Linked DNA regions of Homo sapiens: region 1 is linked to region 2. Evidence: read pairs that join two places in POLR2A ChIA-PET (ENCODE). Cell type or tissue: B cell. All regions are shown on one strand. Each heading gives the region's core, and the rest is flanking DNA. Links, peaks and the distances in the headings are about the cores only.

Region 1 (5,381 bases), core at 102-5,101, 59 kb before region 2:
GAGCCCAAAGCCCTCCCCTAAATTTCTGCAGATGGATGAGGATTTTATTTTTTCACAGTTGGCTCTTGGTTCCAGCTTCTGCCTCCATAAATGTTACCCTGCTTATTACCAGGTCTGCCCCCTTGCCCAATGCACACAGTTGTGCATGTGTGAGTGCATGCACAAGCACACATGTACATACACACACACACACACACACAGTTCATATTTGTGCCTGTGGTAGGCTGACGACCAGAGAGTAAAAGTACATTGCAGCATACAGCTTCAAATAAAACATCAGCCAGGCCTTCCGCACAATGTCCTTTGGCCATCCCCACTGCCCCAGGATCCCCACCAGCCACCATATGCCCTACTGTCCTCAGCCTGGAAATACCTCTGGGCTCTCTTTCCCTGATTCGGGGCTCATGCAGAGCAATTTAGCCACTGCCTGCTGTTTCTTATACTCCTACCAACTCTTCACCCTCAGGCCTCTCCTTCTAAGTCAAATGCCTCTATCAAATTATTTTCTTTTTCTTTCTCTTTTTTTTTCTTTTCTTTTTTTTTTTTTTTTTTTTTGAGATGGAGTCTCACTCTGTCGCCCAGGCTGGAGTGCAGTGGTGCGATCTCGGCTCACTGCAATCTCCGCCACCCGGGTACACACCATTCTCCTGCCTCAGCCTCCTGAGCAGCTAGGACTACAGGCGCCCGCCACCATGCCCAGCTAATTTTTTTTTTTTGTATTTTTAGTAGAGACGGGGTTTCACCATGTTAGCCAGGATGGTCTCGATCTCCTGACCTCGTGATCCGCCCGCCTCAGCCTCCCAAAGTGCTGGGGTTACAGGTGTGAGCCACCGCGCCCGGCCTATCAAGTTATTTTCTAAAGCAGAACAGTTTCTCCCTAAAAGGAATGTTGCTATTAGTAGTTAAAATAATGAAATTTATACCCTTATTACATTTTTAATGCTGTGTATATCGTATAGTTTTGTATTGTTTTTCAAGCAAACAACATTATGAACATGTTACTGTGTCAAAAATTATTCAAAAAAACCCACATATTTCATCATCAAAATGAGTACGTGTTCTTGGAGGAAGGGGCAGGTCAGAAGCATAAAGGACATGAGAGGGCCAGGCCTCCATGGGCACCCTAGGACTGAGGTTAGTTATGGGAGGACATGGTGCTCCTGTCTCCCCTGGGGAAAGGAACAACATATTACAAAAAAGAAATAGGAAGCAACCTTGGAATATTCCATAATTTAGCTTAGGCCAAGCTCTGTTAAGGGGTGGGACTAACATTATCCTCAGCATAGCTTTTGCTGAGACACTAGAAATTTAGAACATTCTGAATGTGATTGAAGCAAGAGATAGAATAATAAATCCAATTTATTTAAGGTGACAATGCATCAGTTATGATCTATGCTAATGTACCACATAGGGCACACAGTTGGAAGTAGACGCAGTGAAGATAGAATTCGGGAAATGGTGGTGCTTACCTAGCTTTTTACAGATTCTGAGTGCTAGAATCTTCATATCCACAAGGTCCCTCCTGAATGTGTATTTATATAATAGTACCTAGAAGGGTTCTTTAAGTCAAGGCTTTATGACGATAACAGGGACCTTGCAAGAAATTAGACTCATATGAAATTTACTATATAACAACAATGCATTGCAGTGAATCCTCACCCCGTCCTGCCTCAGCCATCAGGACTGCATGGGATGCTATGTGGCACAGGTAAGGGTGGAGTGGCGACCTTTCTCTGCTGTGTCTCATACTGCTCTTGCCCCTGCCATGAGACTGAGGGTGTACACTTGCTTCAGGGCCCTATTAAAATCAAATTTCAGAAATGCTTGTTTTATACTTACTTTAGTTGTATCCTTTAAGCAATTTCTATGAAGGGGATCATAGAAAATCCCTCAAAAATCCTTCTCGATCTGACACTTTAAAAAAACCCACAAACTTAATGAACAATTGCCTTGGTATCCTCTCCTTGTATCTGTCCCCTGTTCTTCTGCTTTCTCGAATTTCTGATGCAGACTCTCCATCTGGGATCTGTTTGATGACTCTCGGCCACCCCTTTTGAATCCAATGCTGTGGCCTGTCCCTGGATTCCCAGGCCTTTGTCCTGGAACTTGCTTTCATACCCCCATTGCTCTACATCCACGGGCACAGGCCAACTCTATGCCTTTTCCTCCTGTTTTGGTTAGCTATGACTACATAACAAACCACCTCCAAATTTCATGGCCCAAGACAACAGAGCCATTTATTTGTTTACGATTCGGCGGCTTGACCAGGTCTCAGGGGGCAGAGCTCACCTCTGTTCACGTACGGTCAGCTGGGACAGCTTGACTGGAATTGAAGGATCCGCTGCCACGTCAGCCTTCCTCATGTGGTTGGCAAGTTGGTGTTGGCTGGTGGCTGGGATTCAGCCGGGGCTGTCAGCTGAGGGCTTGAGTTCCCTTCCCCCAGGCCTCTCCATATGGCAAGGTTGGGCTTCTTGTGGCATGGCCATCCCAAGAGAGTTGGACTTCTAACATGGAAGCTGGCTTCCTCCAGAAAGCAAAAGTGGAAGCTGCCAGGCTTTTCAAAGTCCAAAAACATCTCTTTCACCACATTTCATTGCTCAAAAGAATCACAAGGTCAGCTCTCATTCTAAGGGAGAGAGAACAGACTCTCCTCTTGATGGAAGAGTGGCACATGAGAGAGGAGATATTGCTGAAGCTATCTTTGGAAATACAATACTCCGTACACACTGACACACCCATGCCATCTCCATGCCCGGCCCTAACTTTCAGAACCCCAGCACAAAAATGGGACTCATGTGCCTTTCTATATCCAGACGGATTTTAGACAGAAAGACCTTGCTTCAGTCTTGCTTCAGACTTGCTTCAGAAGACCTTCCTTCAGAAGACCTTGCTTCAGACCCAGATTTCAGGGAATATGCTATCAATTTGTTATGAAAATGGCTGTGAAAGACTGCAATACTTTGTCTTTCTGGGCTGAGCATTCTGGGACCATGTGCTTTGGCAGCATCTTTCTTCCACGATTAACCTTCTCCTTTGCACTGTGGTACCCACGTGGGGTGTTTTAAATTCCCCTTTTCAAATAGTATCAGTTCCTGTTTGCACACCGAACTAAAAATGGATTTTACCATTGAGCTACACCATGACTTATAACACCATTCGGTGTCCACCTACAAACAGAAGGTGGGGCTGACTGCCACCCACAGGCCCCTGGGGCTCAAGCCTGTTCACACTGGGCATGCAACTTTTCTGCTATGTGTGAGGGCAAAACAAGTGAGATTCTCTCAGTGAGAAAGACCTGAGTGGTATGTTTATAAGTATAGGAGAAGCTGGTATTCCCCTAATTGTTACTATCTAATAAACTACCCCCAAAACTTAGTGCTCTAAAACCATGTTTACTATATTTTACAGGTTATGTACATCAGGAATTCAGTCAGGCTTGACTGGGCAATTCTTCTGCTCTCCTCTTACCCCGAAGACATCAGTGAGGTCACTCAGTGGTGTTCAGCTGGCAGATGGACTGGTCTAGAGAGTCGCAGGTGGGGTTATTCACATGCTTGGCACCTTGGCAGGAATGGCTGGAAAGCTGGGCTCAGTTGGGACTGTCTACTGGAGTGCCCACCTGCAACCTCTCCAGCACAACGGTCTCAGGGTAGCTGGACTTGTTACATAGCAGCTGGCTGCCCCACTGCTCCCCACCCCCACCCCCTGCAAGTGTTCCAAGAGAACCAGACAATAGCTGAATGCCTTCTTACATTTAGCCTTAGAAGTCGCATATGCCCCTTTAGCCACATTCTCCTGGTTACTAGAAAGTCATAAGCCAGTCCAGGTTCAAGGGAAAAGAACTAGACACATCTCCTGCTGGGGATGTGGTAAGGCCCTGCTGTAGAGGAGCTCATGGGACCTGAGGCATTGTTGCAGCCATTTTTGGAACATGGTACCTGCCCGCAGCTGGCTCAGACCTTGGCAAGAGAGCAGTTAGATGAAGCTTGCCTCTCCATTCCTGTAGATCTGCCCCATGTTTCTCCCCTTTTTTGTTGTTCTTGCCTTTAGATTTCACCATGATCCCTGGCAGCCTCCCCTTTCCCAGCCTCAGATTCTACCTCACTCTCCTGTCACTTCCTGGTGCTTCCTCCTTTATAGAACTTACCTATTTTATGTCCCACTTCCTCCTGACCCCATTAGATGCCTGGATGCAGCACTTTATAGTAGAAAGAGCATTGAACTGAAAAGCCATGTCCTGATGCTTCCACTAATGAGCTGTGTTATCCTAGGCAATTCATAACTATTGCAGTTTTCTCATTTACACAATGCTGGGGAAGTGGGTTTGGGGGATAGGATAAAACAGTCTTTAGCATCAACTCCAATCATTTCTAAATCTAAACTGAGTTAAGAAATAAATGGATAGCAGCAGCAAATCACTATTTAGCCCCACTGAAAATATCCACTCAGCACCTACCTTAAAGAATTCTGGGTCACTACAGATGATAAGAAAAAAAAGTAAGATAAAATCCTTACTCTTGAGCAATTGGAATATTCATTGGCAGACACAAATAGAGGAAAAGTTAAGAGAGCTAGGAAGAATGCCACTGGATGACAGACCATGATTTATTGCAAGTAAGTAATCTAGGTAGTGTATTCTGGGTTCCTTCAGTAATGTAATCGTCTATTGAACGATAAGGTGGCTTTGGAGGTAAGACACAATTTAATAGGATTTTTATTTGTTTTTGTTTACATATCTAAGCCAAAGGAAGAGGCTGTATGAGCATTTGGGTTACAGTGTCAGGGCAAGCAAATGATGTATTCTGGCTGGGGGGAAGTATAAACTCATACAGCAATACCACATACTGCACCTGCAGCCAGGCACCTCAGCAAAGTCATGTTATGTGCAGATGTCCATAGAGGAAAAAACTTTTGAGAAATATTCTTTTCCTCTCCTCTCACCCTGAAGTGAGAAAAAATAAAGCTTATGTCTTCTGGATGTCAAACAGAGACCTGCTTCATTTGCTGTGCCTGCGTTGGCTCCAAGTACCTGTGACAGAGGGAACCGCAATGTACAAGCGAGCTGGAGGTTTTTCCATCAGAACCCCACTTCTATGCCTCCACTATCACCCTAATAATTTAAATAACAAATCAAGTCAGTGAGGGAAACGATGCCCATCTCCAGTCTATCTACCAGATTGACTTTGGCATCCTTAAAATTAATCTAAGAGAGAACACTTAGGCAGCCATTTGAGCTTGAGTTTTCTCCAATGTGAGTGACATGCAGTGGTACTATACAGATGTTACGACAAAGTCTGAGTGGGTCATCAGGCCTAACTCGATGCTAGCACTTAGCAAATGCTCAGTGAAGGTTCTGCAACTGTGTGTTGGAGTTCAGACAC
Region 2 (5,381 bases), core at 103-5,102:
CTTAGAGGATGTTCCATGCGCTGATGAGAAGAATGTATATTCTGTAGCTCTTGGGGAAAATGTTCTGTAAATATCTGTTAGGTCCATTTGTTCTAGAGTGCAATTTAAGTCCAGTGTCTTTGGTTGACTTTCTGTCTTGATGTTCTGTCTAGTGCTATCAGTGGAGTGTTGAAGTCCCCCACTATTATTGTGTTGCTGTTATCTCTTTTCTTGGGTCTAGTAACAATTGTTTTATGAATGTGGGAGCTCCAGAATTAGGTGCATATATATTTAAGATGGTAATATCTTCTTGTTGGATTGATCCTTTTATCATTATATAATGACCTTCTTTGTCTTTTTTTTACTGTTGTTGTTTAAAAGTCTCTTTTATCTGATATAAGAATGGTTACTCCTGCTTAGTTTTGATTTTCATTTGCATGGAATATCTTTTTCCACCCCTTTGCCTTGAGTCTATAAGAATCCTTATGTGTTATATGTATCCCTGGAAAACAGAAGATATTTGGTTTGTAATTTTTTTATCCATTATGCCAATCCATATCTTTTAAGTAGAGCATTTAGACCATTTACTTTCAGTGTTAATATTGAGATGTGAAGTACTGTCCTCACCATCATATTGATTGTTACCTAGTTACTTTGTTTTCTTCATGGTGTTATTGTTTTTTGTTTTTTGTTTTTTACTTTAAGTTCTGGGATACACATCCAGAGCATGCAGATTTGTTACATAGGTATACATGTCCCATGGTGGTTTGCTGCACCCATCAATCTGTCATCTACATTAGGTATTTGTCCTAATGCTATCCCTCCCTTAGATCCCCACCCACTGACAGGCCCTGGTGTGTGATGCTCCCCTCCCTGTGTCCATGTGTTGCCATTGTTCAACTCCCACTTAAGTGTGAGAACATGTGGTATTTGGTTTTCTGTTCCTGTGTTAGTTCACTGAAAATGATGGTTTCCAGCTTCATCCATGTCCCTGCAAAGTACATGAACTCATCACTTTTTATGGCTGCATAGTATTCCATGGGGTATATGTGCCACATTTTCTTTATCCAGTCTATCTTTGATGGCATTTGGGTTGATTCCAAGTCTTTGCTATTGTGAATAGTGCTGCAATAAACATACATGTGCATGTCTTTACAGTAGAATGATTTATAATCCTTTGGGTGTATACCCAGTAATGGGATTGTTAGGTCAAATGGTATTTTTGGTTCTAGATCCTTGAGGAATCGCTGCACTGTCTTCCACAATGGTTGAACTACTTTACACTCCCACCAACAGTGTAAGAGCATTCCTATTTCTCCACATCCTCTCCAGCATCTGTTGTTTCCTGACTTTTTAATGATCACCATTCTAACTGGCATGAGATGTTATATCATTGTGGTTTTGATTTGCATTTTTCTAATGAACAGTGATGAGTTTTTTTTCATATGTTTGTTGGCCACTTAAATGTCTTCTTTTGAGAAGTGTCTGTTCATATCCTTTGCCCACTTTTTGATGGGGTTGTTTGTTTTTTTCTTGTAAATTTCTTTAAGTTCCTTGTAGATTCTGGATATTAGCCCTTTATCAGATGGATAGATAGCAAAAATTTTCTCCCATTCTGTAGGTTGCCTGTTCACTCTGATGATATTTAATAAATGATGTTGGGAAAACTGGCTAGCCATATGCAGAAAACTGAAACTGGACCACTTCCTTACACCTTATACAAAAATTAACTCAAGATGGATTAAAGACTTAAACGTAAGTCCTAAAACCATAATAACCCTAGAAGAAAACCTAGGCAATACCATTTAGGACATAGGCATGGGCAAAGACTTCATGACTAAACCACCACAAGCAATGGCAACAAAAGCCAAAATTGACAACTTGGATCTAATTAAACTAAAGAGCTTCTGCACAGCAAAAAAAACTGTCATCAGCGTGAACAGGTGTTATTGTTTTATAGACCCTGTGAGTTTTATACTTTCAAAAGGTTCTATTCTGGTGCATATCAACCTTTTGTTTCAAGATTTAGAATTCCTTTTAGCATTGCTTTTAGGGCTGGCCTTGTAGTAACAAATTCCCTTAGCATTTGCTTGTCTAAAAAATATTGTATTTCTCCTTTATTTATAAAACATAATTTTGCTGGATACAAAACTCTTGGCTGACAGTTATTCTGTTTAAGGAGGCTAAAGATAGGACCCCAGTCCCTTCTAGCTTGTAAGGTTTCTGCGGAGAAGTCTGATAGGCTTTCCTTTATAGGTTACCTGATGCCTTTTTCTCCCTGCTCTTAAAAATATTTCCTTCCCATTAAATTTAGATAGGCTGATGACTATATGCCTTTGTAATGTCCTTTTTGCAATAAATCTCCCAGAAGTTCTTTGGATTTCTTGTATTTGGATGACTAAATCTCTAGCAAGGCCATGGAAGTTTTCTTCAATTATTTCTTCGAATAAATTTCCCAAACTTTTTGCATTTTCTTCTCCCTCAGGGACACCAGCCATTCTTAGGTTTAGCCATTTTACATAATCCCATATTTATTGTAGACTTTGTTCATTTCTTTGAATTTTTTTATTTATTTTTGCCTGATTAGGTTAATTTTAAAGCCTTGTCTTTTAAATTTTTTCTTCTACTTGGTTTAGTCTATTGTTAAAACATTCCACTGTGTTTTGTAATTCCACTGCATTTTGTAATTCTCTAAATATATTTTTCATTTCTGGAAGTTCCAACTGGTTTTTCCTTAAAATATCTACCTCTTTAGAAAATTTTTCACTCATATTATAAATTGATATTCTCATTTCTTTATATTGTTTTTCACCTTTCTCTTGTATCTCCCTGAGTAACTTAATAATCAACCTTTTCAATTCTTTATCTAGTATTTCAAAGAATTTTTTTTTTGAAATGGAGTCTCACTCTGTCACCCAGGCTAGAGTGCAGTGGTGTGATCTCAGCTGACTGCAACCCCTGCCTCCCAGGTTCAAGCAATCCTCCTTACTCAGCCTCTCGAGTAGCTAGGACTACAGGTGCAAGCCACCATACCCGGCTAATTTTTCTTTCTTTTTTTTTTTTTTTTTTTTTGGATTTTTAGTAGAAATGGAGTCTCACCATGTTGGCCAGGCTGGTGGTATTTCAAAGATTTCATCTTGGTTTGGATCCATTTCTGGAGAGTGGCTGTGATCTTTTGAAGTTGTTGTAGAATGCTGTTCTGTCACATTGCCAGAATTATTTTTCTGTTTTCTTCTCTTTTGGGTAGTCTATTTCTTCTAATTATTTTTTAATTTATTTCTGGCTCACTTTTTATTTGACTGTGTTTTTTGTTGTTGTTTGTTTCTTTTTTTCCCCTTGAGGATGTGACTTTAATGTTTATAAGTTATCATAACCTAATTTGGCTCTGAGTGCTTTCAGGGGTGAAGATTCTGTATGAGCTCCTTGGTTATAGAGACTCTTTATGTGATGGCTTCCTCAGATGCTAGTTACAGTAGCAATGTGCTTGGTGTGTGAGCAAATTTACTGTCTCCTGTGGAGTTGGAATGGCAGAGGTCTCTTGAAGCTTATCTCATTCCCCAGTGGTGTTCACTCAATTATTTCTTTCTTTATTTACCCAGTATTTTATTCACTGGGTCGAACAGTTCAGGCTTCAGGCCAGTAAGAGGTGGCCACAGGCAAAAACTGGCTGTGGCTAAAGCTGGTAGGTAAATGCAATAACCAATGGTGGGCGGAAGTACCAGCCTTCACAGAGGTGTCTAGGGGAGTGCTCAGTGAAACTCACTGAGGTCTTTTCAGGTGGAAGGGAGGGACCCACCTTAGATCCCCTCACAGGCCAGCAGGAAAGCAATCTGTCTCCCAGTCACATTCCTGACCCAGTGTTCTAGCTATTCAGATCAGACAGGCACCTCTTTTCTTTTTTTTTTTTTTTTTTCACTTTTAAGTTAAGGGGTAGATGTGCAGGATGTGCAGATTAGTTACATAGGTAAACACGTGTCAGGGGGGTTGGTTGTAAAGATTATTTCATCACCCAGGTATTAAGCCTAGTATCCGCCAGTTACTTTTCCTGCTTCTCTCCCTCCTCCCACCCTCTACCCTCTGAAAGGCCCCAATGCGTGTTGTTCCCCTCTGTGTGTCTCTGTGTTCTCATCATTTAGCTCACACTCATAAGTGAGAACAAGCAGTATTGGTTTCCTGTTCCTGCATTAGTTTGCTAAGGATAATGGCCTCCAGCTCCGTCCATGTCCCTGTAAAGGACATGATCTCATTGTTTTTATGACTGTGTACTATTCCATGTGTATATCTACCCACTTTCTTTATCCAGTCTATCACTGACAGGCACTTGGGCTGATCCCTGTCTTTGCTATTGTAAATAGTGCTGCAATAAACATATACATGCCTGTGTCTTTATAATAGAACAATTTATATTCCTTTGGGTATATACCCAGTAATGGGATTGCTGGATGAAATGGTAGTTCTGACTTTAGGTCTTTGAGAAGTTGCCATACTGTCTTCCACAATGGTTGAACTAATTTACACTCCCACCAAAATTGTGGAAGCGATCCTTTTTCTCCACAACCTCGCTAGCATCTGTTATTTTTGACTTTTTAGTAATAGCCATTCTGATTGGTGTGAAGTGGTATCTCATTGTGGTTTTGATTTGCATTTCTCTGATGATCAGTGATGTTGAGTTTTTATTCATATGATTGTTGGCAGCATGTATGTCTTCTTTTGAGAAGTGTGTGTTTATATCCTTTGCCTACTTTTTAATGGGGTGGGTTAGGGGTTTTTTGTAAATTTGTTTAAGTTCCTTACAGATACTGGATGTTAGACCTTCAGACAGACACGTCTTTTCAGCTGCAAGAATGTAGAGATGAATTGTGACTCTACCTCTCATACAAGCCTGAGCCTGGAGGGCACTTGTCCTGTGGGAATGCAGTCACCTGAAGGGTCCCAGAAAGGCTGTCTACAGGTGCACTCATGCCGAGTTCCTTTGTGAGAAACCCCAGCTGTGTCAGCAGTGGTGCATGAGGGGGAGAAGTCCTATTCTCCAAGACCCTTCACAAGCACCAGGGCTGCCTGACTGGTGAGGTAGAGCCACAGACTTCCCCACTGAGCCCAGCACTGCACCTGTCTCTCTGCTGAAAGAAATTTCCCACAATTGTAAAGTTCTGAGACTCAAAGCCTGCCATCTGGATTCCTTTGTCCCACAGGGTGCTCCCTTCATGTGGTGCACTCCTGCTTACCCTAGGAGTAGGAGTCCCTGAGTGCCAGACTACTATGATTGCTGCTGCGGCTCTGGATCTGGCCACCCAATGGGGCTGCTACATTCCAGGCCTGTGCTAGGGAATGTCTGCAAAGGGTCCAGCGATGTGACTTATCCTCAAGTCTCCCAGCAGTGGGTACCAGCACCAGCTCTGATG

The links. Peaks named below come from ENCODE experiments on the same cell type or tissue, not always from the same donor. Only the 100,000 strongest peaks of a DNase experiment are listed, where the experiment ranks them.
Region 1: POLR2A ChIA-PET joins it to region 2 with 7 read pairs; 2 of 35 experiments call an interaction of 5 or more read pairs at or near these places.

What each region holds. Positions count from the first base shown.
Region 1 is chr14:24,703,744-24,709,124 of GRCh38, reverse strand. No RefSeq gene overlaps it. Among named protein-coding and RNA genes, the nearest start is that of GZMB, 72 kb to the right of the region's middle. In B cell, for the core only: no CTCF peak of the experiment used is centred there; DNase peaks (open chromatin) are centred at 3,094 and 4,824; H3K4me3 peaks cover 926 bases; H3K27ac peaks cover 2,223 bases.
Region 2 is chr14:24,644,560-24,649,940 of GRCh38, reverse strand. GZMH-AS1 (GZMH and GMZB antisense RNA 1) reads right to left here. Exons shown (of 3, transcript XR_007064087.1): 3 at 4,361-5,381. Among named protein-coding and RNA genes, the nearest start is that of GZMB, 13 kb to the right of the region's middle. In B cell, for the core only: no CTCF peak of the experiment used is centred there; no DNase peak of the experiment used is centred there.